2 separate regions of the Homo sapiens genome follow, and region 2 is linked to region 1. A link is an interaction called in ENCODE POLR2A ChIA-PET data of the cell type or tissue named here. Cell type or tissue: Caco-2. All regions are shown on one strand.

What was found. ChIA-PET counts read pairs that join two places held together with the same protein. Peaks named below come from ENCODE experiments on the same cell type or tissue, not always from the same donor. Only the 100,000 strongest peaks of a DNase experiment are listed, where the experiment ranks them.
Region 2: POLR2A ChIA-PET joins it to region 1 with 9 read pairs; 4 of 35 experiments call an interaction of 5 or more read pairs at or near these places.

Annotation. Positions count from the first base shown.
Region 1 is chr7:98,303,817-98,308,816 of GRCh38, forward strand. BAIAP2L1 (BAR/IMD domain containing adaptor protein 2 like 1) reads right to left here. Exons shown (of 14, transcript NM_018842.5): 10 at 3,873-4,080; 11 at 2,623-2,700; 12 at 380-560. It also overlaps a transcript of BRI3 not described here. Among named protein-coding and RNA genes, the nearest start is that of BRI3, 25 kb to the left of the region's middle. RefSeq lists enhancers at 2,028-2,528, 2,529-3,029. In Caco-2, no CTCF peak of the experiment used is centred here; DNase peaks (open chromatin) are centred at 265 and 2,335; H3K4me3 peaks cover 697 bases.
Region 2 is chr7:98,816,842-98,821,841 of GRCh38, forward strand. No RefSeq gene overlaps it. Among named protein-coding and RNA genes, the nearest start is that of TMEM130, 51 kb to the right of the region's middle. In Caco-2, no CTCF peak of the experiment used is centred here; DNase peaks (open chromatin) are centred at 2,510, 2,760 and 3,090.

The DNA of each region.
Region 1 (5,000 bases):
CCACTTTTAATGTAAGCCTCTCTTCAGAAAATAAGAAAATGAAAGAAAATGGTGATTCAATGGCTAGAAGACTGCAGCCAGGCAGGAAAGATAAGAAACCTAATAAAATCTAGCAAACTAGAGGCGACTGTGTGTAAACTCTCACTGACAAGATAGAGTCCACATGAAAGAAGGGCTGAAGTCAAGGAGGTGAAAGGCTGCATGACAAAGAAGGGAATCTAGAGGATCAAAGGCAGCAAGTCCCCTCCTCCCTCCTCCCCGGGGACACCACTCTCCCCCTGGGGACAGAGCAGAGCAAGGCGGTCACCACAGGACCTGCGCCTCCCAGTCGGGGATGGCGAGTCCAGGACCCAGGACGCCCTGCTGCGGCTTTACTCACAGGAGCCGCGGTCTCGGGCTTGGACGCTGGGGCCTTAAAGGTGGATGTCGTCCTGGCCGAATCTGCTCTCCTGTCGGCAGCTGCCCCCATGGACAAGCATTCCAAGTAGTCGGGTGGGGGGATGACAACACTGCTATTCTCAGACAAGTTCACGGTGCTGATGCTTCTCACTGGTGTGGGGCTCAAACCCAAAAAGGACACAGCACGTGTTAGATAATGTCTCACCACCAAACCCCAAACATCCTCTGTGTCCCTGACCAAGGACAACAGTAATAGTACATCACCAATCAAAACCTGATCTTGATCTCACACACACAGACACACACAGTACATATATCAATACAAAACACTGTATTTTTTAAATTTTTTTGCGACAGAGTCTCACTCTGTCACCCAGGCTGGAGTGCAATGACATGATGTCAGCTCACTGCAACCTCTGCCTTCTAGGTTTAAGTGATTCTTCTGCTTCAGCCTCCTGAGTAGCTGGGATTACAGGTGCACGCCAGTGTGCCCAGCTAATTTTTTGTATTTTTAGTTGAGATGGGGTTTCACCATATTGGCCAGGCTGGTCTTGAACTCCTGACCTCAGCTGGGATTACAGCATGAGCCACCACACCCGGCCTAAAACACTAATGTTTTTAGTGGTTTCTAAACATATCCTCACAAGAAATTTTTTTTTTTTTTTTTGAGATGGGGTTTCCCTCTTATTGTCCAGGGTGGAGTGCAGTGGCGCGATCTTGGCTCACTGCAACATCCGCCTCCCTGGTTCAAGTGATTCTCCTGCCTCAGCCTCCCAAGTAGCCGGGATTACAGGCGCCTGCCACCACGCCCAGCTAATTTTTTTGTTTTTTGTTTTTTTTTTTTTTTTTTTTTTTAGTAGAGACGGGGTTTCATTATGTTGGCCAGGCTAGTCTTGAACTCTTGATCTCAGGTGATCTGCCCGCCTCGGCCTCCCAAAGTGCTGGGATTACAGGCATGAGCCCCTGCGCCTGGCCAAAAAATTATTTAAAAGACATGACAAAAGGAGAGGAAACCTTTTAAATTAGGGGCTGGCTCTTGATTGATTTAATCTAAGGAAAGAAATTGGAGACTAGCAAAAGCTGGAGTGAGCAATGAGCTAAGAGTTAAAAAAAAAAAAAATGTAAACACTTGAAATTTTAACATCCTAAAAGTGTTACTCAGTTTTTGTTCCCCAGCACAATGGCATTTTAGCTCTTCTGCTAGGGATGAAGATTGCAGACAGCATCAGACCCTGGGGAATGCAACGTCGGACCTGGAGGCCTTCTACCTGGCTAGCTGGATGGGTTATGGGGGTTCTGTGAACTTCGATCCTCCCGCCTCAGCCTCCAGAGTAGATGGGACAATGGGCATATGCCACTATGCCCTGGCTAATTGTTTATTTTTTTTGTAGAGATGGGGATCTTGCTATGTTGCGCAGGCTGGTCCTGAACTTGTGGCCTCAAGTAATCCTCCTGCCTCCATCTCCCAAAGTGCTGGGATTACAGGCACAAGCCACCGTGCCCGGCCAGTTTCCTCATTTTTTAAAGTGGGGGCCCACCTCATGGGTCTGCTGTGAGAATTAAGTGAAAAAATCAATGCAAAGTCCTTTGGACAGTCTCTAGGCAATAACTACTGTTAGTATCTGATCTGGAATACGGATTTGGGGGTTTTCGGCATGGAGGTGCTCAGCAAAGCCCATCAGTGTATTTCAAGCCATGGGAGTGGATGAGATGGCCCAGCACAGGCAGGAAGGATGGACCCAGGGTGACTCCCAAGAACACTGATGTTTAATTGATGGGCAGAAGAGGGGTGCAAAGAGCTGGTGAGGCAGAAGACAAACAGAGCACAGGTCAAGCAGCCGGGGCCAGAGAACATTCCAGAAAAAGCATACAACAGCGTTAAGGGCTGTAAGATAAGAACGGTAAGATAAGTGTAAGATAAGGACGGAAAACACATGGCTTGGGTTTAGCGACCAGGAGGGGCAGGGCACAGGGAGGGAGTTTCAGAGGGCTGCAGGACTGCGAGGAGTAGGTGGCCTGGGCTGGGTCTCCTCACAGCAGCAAAGCTCGGGGACAACAGAAATCACGGCAGACAGCACTGTGAGCCGCGGTCTCATCTCTGACTAGTCCACGAGAGCTGAGGCTTAGGGCAGGGCCTGCGACACAGCTAGATGGTGGTGTGTTACAGAAACGACAAGGCAGGGGTTTCTGTCACCGGGAGAGCTCAGCCACGTTCAGGGCTACCTTGGCGTGGGCACGGTCACTGCTTCTGTCTCATTTTCTTCCAGCAACTTCGTGTACGACGACGGGAACCAACCCCTCCTACCGGCAAAGAGGGAGAAAAGACCCTATCAGCAGTAGACATGTGGACGGCAACCTCCCTGAACAACCTGGTGAGAGCTCAGGGCAGACAGGTCCACTGCTCCAGAAACGCCCATGTGTGGAGGAAATGAAATTAAGGCTTTTAATAGGTAAATATGGACTTTCACATACACTGAACAATGTGTATTGTTAACAATTTTTTTTTAATAGAGACAGGGTCTCGCTCTGTTGCCCAGGCTGGAGTGCAGTGGTGCGATCATAGCTCACAGCAGCCTCGAACTCATGGGCTCAAGCAATCCCCCTGCCTCAGCATCCGAGTAGCTGTGACTAGAAGTGTGCACCACCATGCCTAGCTAAAAAGCAATATATGTTGTATGTATAACATTAATTTGATTTGGATTACCCCTTTTTTTTTCCATATTGGTTTTATTTAATACATCTGAACAATCTGTCTAGAAAACTGACAAGCTAGTTACAGGAAGGCTTGTGCACATAATTATGGCTGAAATTAAGAGGATTGCATTCAAACTACCTACGTGCTAAACCTTAACAAAGTATATCTGATATGCAGATTATCTTCAATAAATCAAATGCTAATTTTATTTATTTTTTTGAGACAGAGTCTTGCTCTGTCACCCAAGGCTGGAGTGCAATGGCGAGATCTCGGCTCACTGCAACCTGCGCCTCCCAGGTTCAATCCTGCCTCAGCCTCCCGAGTAGCTGGGATTACAGGCGCCTGCCACCACGCCTGGCTAATTTTTGTATTTTTCGTAGAGATGGGGTTTCACCATGTTGGCCAGGCTGGTCTGGAACTCCTAACCTCAGGTGATCTGCCCGCCTTAGCCTCCCAAAGTGCTGGGATTACAAGCATGAGCCACTGCACTGGCCAAATGCTAAATTTTTTTTAAAAACAAAAGAATGTTTAAACTACTTTCAGACAGGTGACTTCATACGCTCTAATAACTATGCATGCACCAAATGTATCTCTACATGCACAGACATACAGAAAATAGCCTGGGATCGAATAACTTCAGTTAACTAAACTAGAACTAAACCATAAACTTAACTTTGGCTAAAATGTGAGCATGTCCACGAAGACAGTTTGCAGCTTGGCTGCTCTGGAAGGGAGGGGCCGTCTGGTGCCCTGCGGGGACCATCACGCCCAGACTTACGCCTTGGACACGTCGTGTTCTCCATAGAGCCAGCCATCCTTCTCCTCGGGGATGAGCAGCGTGATGACATCTCCCTGTGCAAAGCTGAGTAAGGTCTTGTTGGAGCCCGCAGTGTGCGGGAAGATGGTCTTCACTTTCTGCTTCTTCATCATGTTCAGTCCCGTTGCAACCGAAACTGATCGCTGTAAACTGGGATCTTCGGAAGTACCTGTTGGAGGGAGTGTAGCAGTAATGGCTTTTCAAAGCATGAGAATCAATAGGCACATTCCAATGAGCAAACCCCAGGAATCCACCTGTTCTCATCTTGCCAACAATGCTCCTTCCACGGAAACTGACCCTGTCCTATTTCCTCGCTTTGATCATTGCCCAGAAGGAACAGGGACTGTTGAGAAACAGAGGCAGCGTGCAGCCTGAAGGCATGCACCGTGCAGAAGAGGATCCCTGCGGCTGCGGGCTCTTTTCCAGGCCCAAGGACAAGGCGGTGTGTGCCGGGTTGATCTGCACTGCTTTAGCCAGGATGGCTCTTCTTAGAGAGACAAACCGCTCCAACGCCAAACTGCCCTCGCAATTCCAATCGCAAAGGCAGGCTAGGGCCACAGTTCAAACCCAACTGCCAATGTCCACAAAGAAAAGAAGAAAGCTGGAAATGCAGTTGGTCTTGCCATGCTGGCCGCTCAGCTTCTCACCCCCAGGCCTAAGAAGGACAAGGTGAGGATGAGTTCCATTTACAGAGTCCTCACCAGGTGCCAGTCACGATCTCAATGTCTCACAGCTGCCATCCCGCCAGGCTCCCAGGAGGAAGGTGCTGCTATTTATTATCCACAGGACAGACCCCACAGCTGGCAAGTGGCTGGGCCAGGAACCAGCTAGGGCAGGTTTGTCCCATACTCTCTACCCATGAGCACGAGGCTGTGCTGTTCATGTCTCCATTCAAACACAGGCTGATATTTCCACTCCAGGGGAAAAAAGGTAGAAAAAAATATATATATATGTATGTATATACATTTGAGACAGAGTCTCACTCTGTTGCCCAGGCTGGAGTGCAGTGGCAGGATCACAGCTCACTGTAGTCTGGACTTCCCAGGCTTAAAGGATCCTCCCTCCTCAGCCTCCTAAGTAGCTGGGACT
Region 2 (5,000 bases), 510 kb after region 1:
GGAACAGAACTCACATTGGCTTTAGTATTAGAATTAACATAGTCTCCCACGATGGCCAAATGTTAGGGCTTGTAGAGTTGCCAATGGTTCCACACCACACTCAACTGGAGTAAAAAGAATGAGACATCAACTCTTCCAAGCTCATTCCTACCGAGCTCCTATTCACCAAACAAACCAGGAGTTCTGTTCCATCCCAACTGTCTTGGGTTTCACATTTGTCTGCCTGTCCCAGGAAGAATTTTCAAATAATGAACTGTTGTTGACAATAATTGCAATGTTGCAAAAAAGAATATAATAAAACCCCACACATCTGGAAATAATAGTAGTAACCTGTCTCCTGGGTCATTGTAAGGATTAAATGAATCAAATCTCATTTAAAGACCTAGAGCCGAATGGAGTCAGTGAGTGTGTGTGTGTGTGTGTCTGTGTGTGTGTCTCTGTGTATGTCTGTGTGTGTCTGTCTGTCTGTGGGTATGTGGGTGTGTTTGTGTGTGTGTGTCTGTGTGTGTCTGTGTGTGTTGTCTGTGTGTCCATGTCTATGTGTGTATGTCTGTGTGTGTGTCTGTGTGTGTCTGCGTGTCTGTGTGTATGTCTGTGTGTGTATGTCTGTGTGTGTCTGTATGTGTGTGTGTGTGTGTGTCTCTCTGTGTGTGTATGTCTGTGTCTGTGTCTGTGTGTGTCTGTGTGTCTGTGTATGTGTGTGTGTCTGTGTGTCTGTGTCTGTGTGTGTATGTCTGTGTGTGTATGTCTCTGTGTGTGTGTGTTTGTGTGTGTCTGTGTGTGTGTGCACACATGCATGCATATTCAGGGAGGGTTTTCTTTGGGCTTCTGGCTGCCATCATGAAACAAGATGGTGGTGTTATATTTCCCATGGGAAGATCTCTAGTTATTCATAGGGAGTTTCCTGCACTGGCAGTGGTGGAGCCTGCTCACCTCCTGAGCCTAATGCAGTACAGGAAAGCCCCCAAATTGGGGCTTAGTCTGGGATAGTTCATGGCTTCCTTCAGGAAAGAATTCGAGGGCAAGTCGCTGGTGTTAGACAGCAACTTTTTTTTTTTTTTTTTTGAGGTGGAGTCTCACTCTGTTGCCCAGGCTGGAGTGCAGTAGTGTGATCTCAGCTCACTGCAACCTTCACCTCCCAGGTTCAAGCAATTCTTCTGCCTCAGCCTCCCAAGTGGCTGGGACTACAGGCGTGCACCACCACGCCTGGCTAATTTTTGTATTTTTAGTAGAGACAGGGTTTCACCATGGCCAGGCTGGTCTCGAACTCCTGACCTCAGGTGATCCGCCAGCCTCAGCCTCCCAAAGTACTGGGATTACAGACATGAGCCACTGCACCTGGCCTAGACAACAACTTTTATTAAAGTGGCAGTGCACAGCCAGCAGCAGAGGTATTGCTCCTTGCAAAGCAGGGCTACCCTTAGGCGGTGAACCCAGAGCAGCAGCCTGGAGGCAATTCCGCAGTCATATTTATACCACCCACGTTTAATTATAGGCAAATTAAGGAGCAGTTTATGCAGAAATTTCTAGGAAAAGGGTGCTAACTTGTGGATCATTGGGTCATTGCCACGGAAAGGAGCGGTAACTTCTTTTTTTTTTTTTTTTTGAGATGGAGTCTTGCTCTGTCGCCCAGGCTGGAGTGCAGTGGCGCGAACTCGGCTCACTGCAAGCTCTGCCTCCTGGATTCACGCCATTGTCCTGCCTCAGCCTCCTGAGTAGCTGGGACTACAAGTGCCCGCCACCACGCCCAGCTAATCTTTTTGTATTTTTTTATTAGAGACAGGGTTTCACCGTGTTAGCCAAGATGGTCTCGATCTCCTGACCTCGTGATCCGCCCGCCTCGGCCTCCCAAAGTGCTGGGATTACAGGCGTGAGCCACCGCGCCCGGCCAGGAGCGGTAACTTCTGAGCGTTGCCACAGCAATGGTAAACTGACATAGCACACTGGTGGGCGTGTCTTATGGAAAGCTGCTTCCACCGAAGTCCTTTTTTAGCTAGTCCTCAATTTGGTGTGGTGTTTGAGCCCCGCCTCCGGAGTGGAGTCCCACTGTTAGGAATAACGCTCAAAATCTTAAGGAAATTGAACACTCGAACAAAGGATCCTTAGCAAAGCAATTTTGCTTTTGTGCAGAGGGGTGCCTCCTTGGCCAGTCGCCACGAGAGCGCACCTGAACAAAGGGGCACGAGAGCCTTTATTCCTGAGGCAAGTCCTGCCCCTGCACCCTTTTGCCATTGGCCGGGGTTGGGTCGTACAATCTAAACTAATCCCGGTTGACTAGACATTTGATTTTTTTTTTTTTTCTGGATAAGGTGGGCACGTAAAAGAAAGTGGACAGGAAGGGGAAGAGGTGTCTGTAATGATCTGGAAAGTTAGTCTTTTTTGGCCGGGCGCGGCGGCTCACTCTGTAATTCCAGCACTTTGGGAGGCCGAGGCGAGCGGATCACGAGGTCAGGAGATCGACACCATCCTGGCTAACACAGTGAAACCCCGTCTCTACTAAAAATAGAAAAAAATTAGCCGGGTGGGTGTGGTTGCAGGCGCCTGTAGTCCCAGCTACTCAGGAGGCTGAAGCAGGAGAATGGCGTGAACCCGGGAGGCGGAGCTTGCAGTGAGCCGAGATCGCGCCACTGCACTCCAGCCTGGGCGACAGCGAGACTCCATCTCAAAAAAAAAAAAAAAAAAAAGAAAAGAAAGTTAGTCTTCTTTCCAAATAAGGAAAGGAATGTGAGCTGGTACTGATAACGCCTGGTACTGTGGCCTGCCTGGACATCTAACAAAGGCAAAAAGGAAAAAAAGGAGAAAAAGGTGGGGGGGGGGGCGGGTACTATGGATAAAGGATAAAAGATTGATCAGATTATTTGACGAGAAACCTCATTATATCCCACACCACCTTGTACCTCAAGCCCAGATCCCTACTCTGGCGTCTGATTTCAGGATGGGCATCTCTAGCATGACAGGACTTCCCACATTCTGGACCCCCTGCTGCCTATAAGGTCCCCTTGCCACAGTGAACAAGCAGTGAAGTCAAGGAGTCGGACAGGAGCAGGTCAGGGACCTTAAGTGAGACTGGGAGACCTGGAGGATTTGGGGCAGGGGTGTGGCCTAATCAACCTAGGTCTTAATAGGCTGCTGTGCTGAAACTAGACGGTGAGCACAAGGGCAGAAACAACAGCAATCATTCAGGCAAGAGATGGTGATGACTCAGACCAGGTGAGAGCAGTAGAGGTGGAAAAAAATGAGTAGATTCTGGATAAATTGTGAAGGTTGGCTGGGCGTGGTGGCTCACGCCTGGAATCCCAGCACTTTGGGAGGCCAAGGCTGCCGGATCACCTGAGGTCAGGAGTTTGAGACCAGCCTGGCCAACATGATGAAACCCCATCTCTACTAAAAATACAAAAATTAGCCAGCCGTGGTGGTGGGCCTGTAATCCCAGCTACTCAGGAAGCTGAGGCAGGAGAATCACTTGAACCTGGGAGCCGGATGTTGCAGTGAGCTGAGATCGCGTCACTGCACTCCAGCATGGGTGACAGAGTGAGACTCCAGCTCAAAAAAGAAAAAACAAAAAAAAAGAAGATCTTTGAATCCTCCTATGGCCTGTGGGCTCCTGCTTTGAGATGTCTCACCTTTTTAGGTGAAACCAAGGTATAACTTCCATGTATTGATTGACAGCTTTGACTGTAACCTCCCTCTCCTTGCTTGGAGCCCCGCAATGAATGCCTTCACTTCTCCCACTGCAAACTGTGGTGTGGATGTTTAGCGTTACTGTGCTGGGTGAGAGGATCTCAATTTGGTTTGGTAACAAGACAAGCTCAGAGAAGGATGGTAGTGGGCAGTGGGTGGTGGTGATCACTGGATCTTCCACTTCCTCTTCCTATTTCCTGAAACGTCTCCCCATAGGCACCTGTGGACCCACTGGTCTTCCAGCTTTGTTCCCTCGCACCTCCTCATTCCAGCCTTCCCATCTCTGTTGATGGCAACTCCACTTTTCTGGTGTCTCAGGCCAAACCTCAGGGAGACCCTGGACCTCTCGACCTCTCGACCTCTCTCATGTTTTCTCAAACCTCACCTTCAATCTATTCACAAATCCTATTGGCAACCTTCACTTTTTTTTTTTTTTTTTTTTTGAGACAGAGTCTTGCTCTGTTGCCCAGGCTGAAGTGCAGTAGCGCAGTCTCGGCTCACTACAACCTCCACCTCCCGGGCTCAAGCAATTCTTGGGATTAAAAGGCATGTGCCACCACACCCGGCTAATTTTTGTATTTTTAGTAGAGACGGGGTTTTGCCATGTTGGCCAGGCTGGTCTTGAACTCCTGACCTCAGGTGATCTGCCCGCCTCAGCCTCCCACAGTGCTGGGATTACAGGCATGAGCTAACATGCCAGGCCAGGCATGGACTTTGAGGGTGGGTCGTGGAGGACCTGTCCTCCTGGCTACGGGCCCACTAGAAAGCCCTCCCTGAAGATGCGATAAAGCAGAGGCCCTATTAGGGGCCTGGTGGGCACCCTCCCCCTCCAAGCATGGAAATAAAGGAAAATCTTGAGTTCCTTCAAGGGAAAGTTCAGGCACCTAGCTAGTCCTGAGCAGTAAATGAGCAACTTGATAACCAAAAAGGTAATAGTAGCTTAAAGCAATAGCCAAGGAAATCACAAGATGTTTAGTTCCTGATGGGAACCAAAGATGTCCTTGAGTTTTTCAGAAACCTGGGCTCCTGCCAAATGGACCTGCTGCTGGCAGGTAGACCTCAGATAAGGGGGAACTGAGCACTGAACTCTGACAGTTCTTTGTTCTAAATTTCTTCCTGAGGGGCCTGGAGAAGGTCATACCCACAGACCAGAGCTAACATTCTTTTCTACTCTCCCCAATTTTCTTTTTTGTTGTTGTTGTTGAGATGGAGTCTCGCTCTGTCACCCAGGCTGGGGTGCAGTGGCGTGATCTCGGCTCACTGCAACCTCCACCTCTTGGGTTTGAGTGATTCTCCTGCCTCAGCCTCCTGAGTAGTTG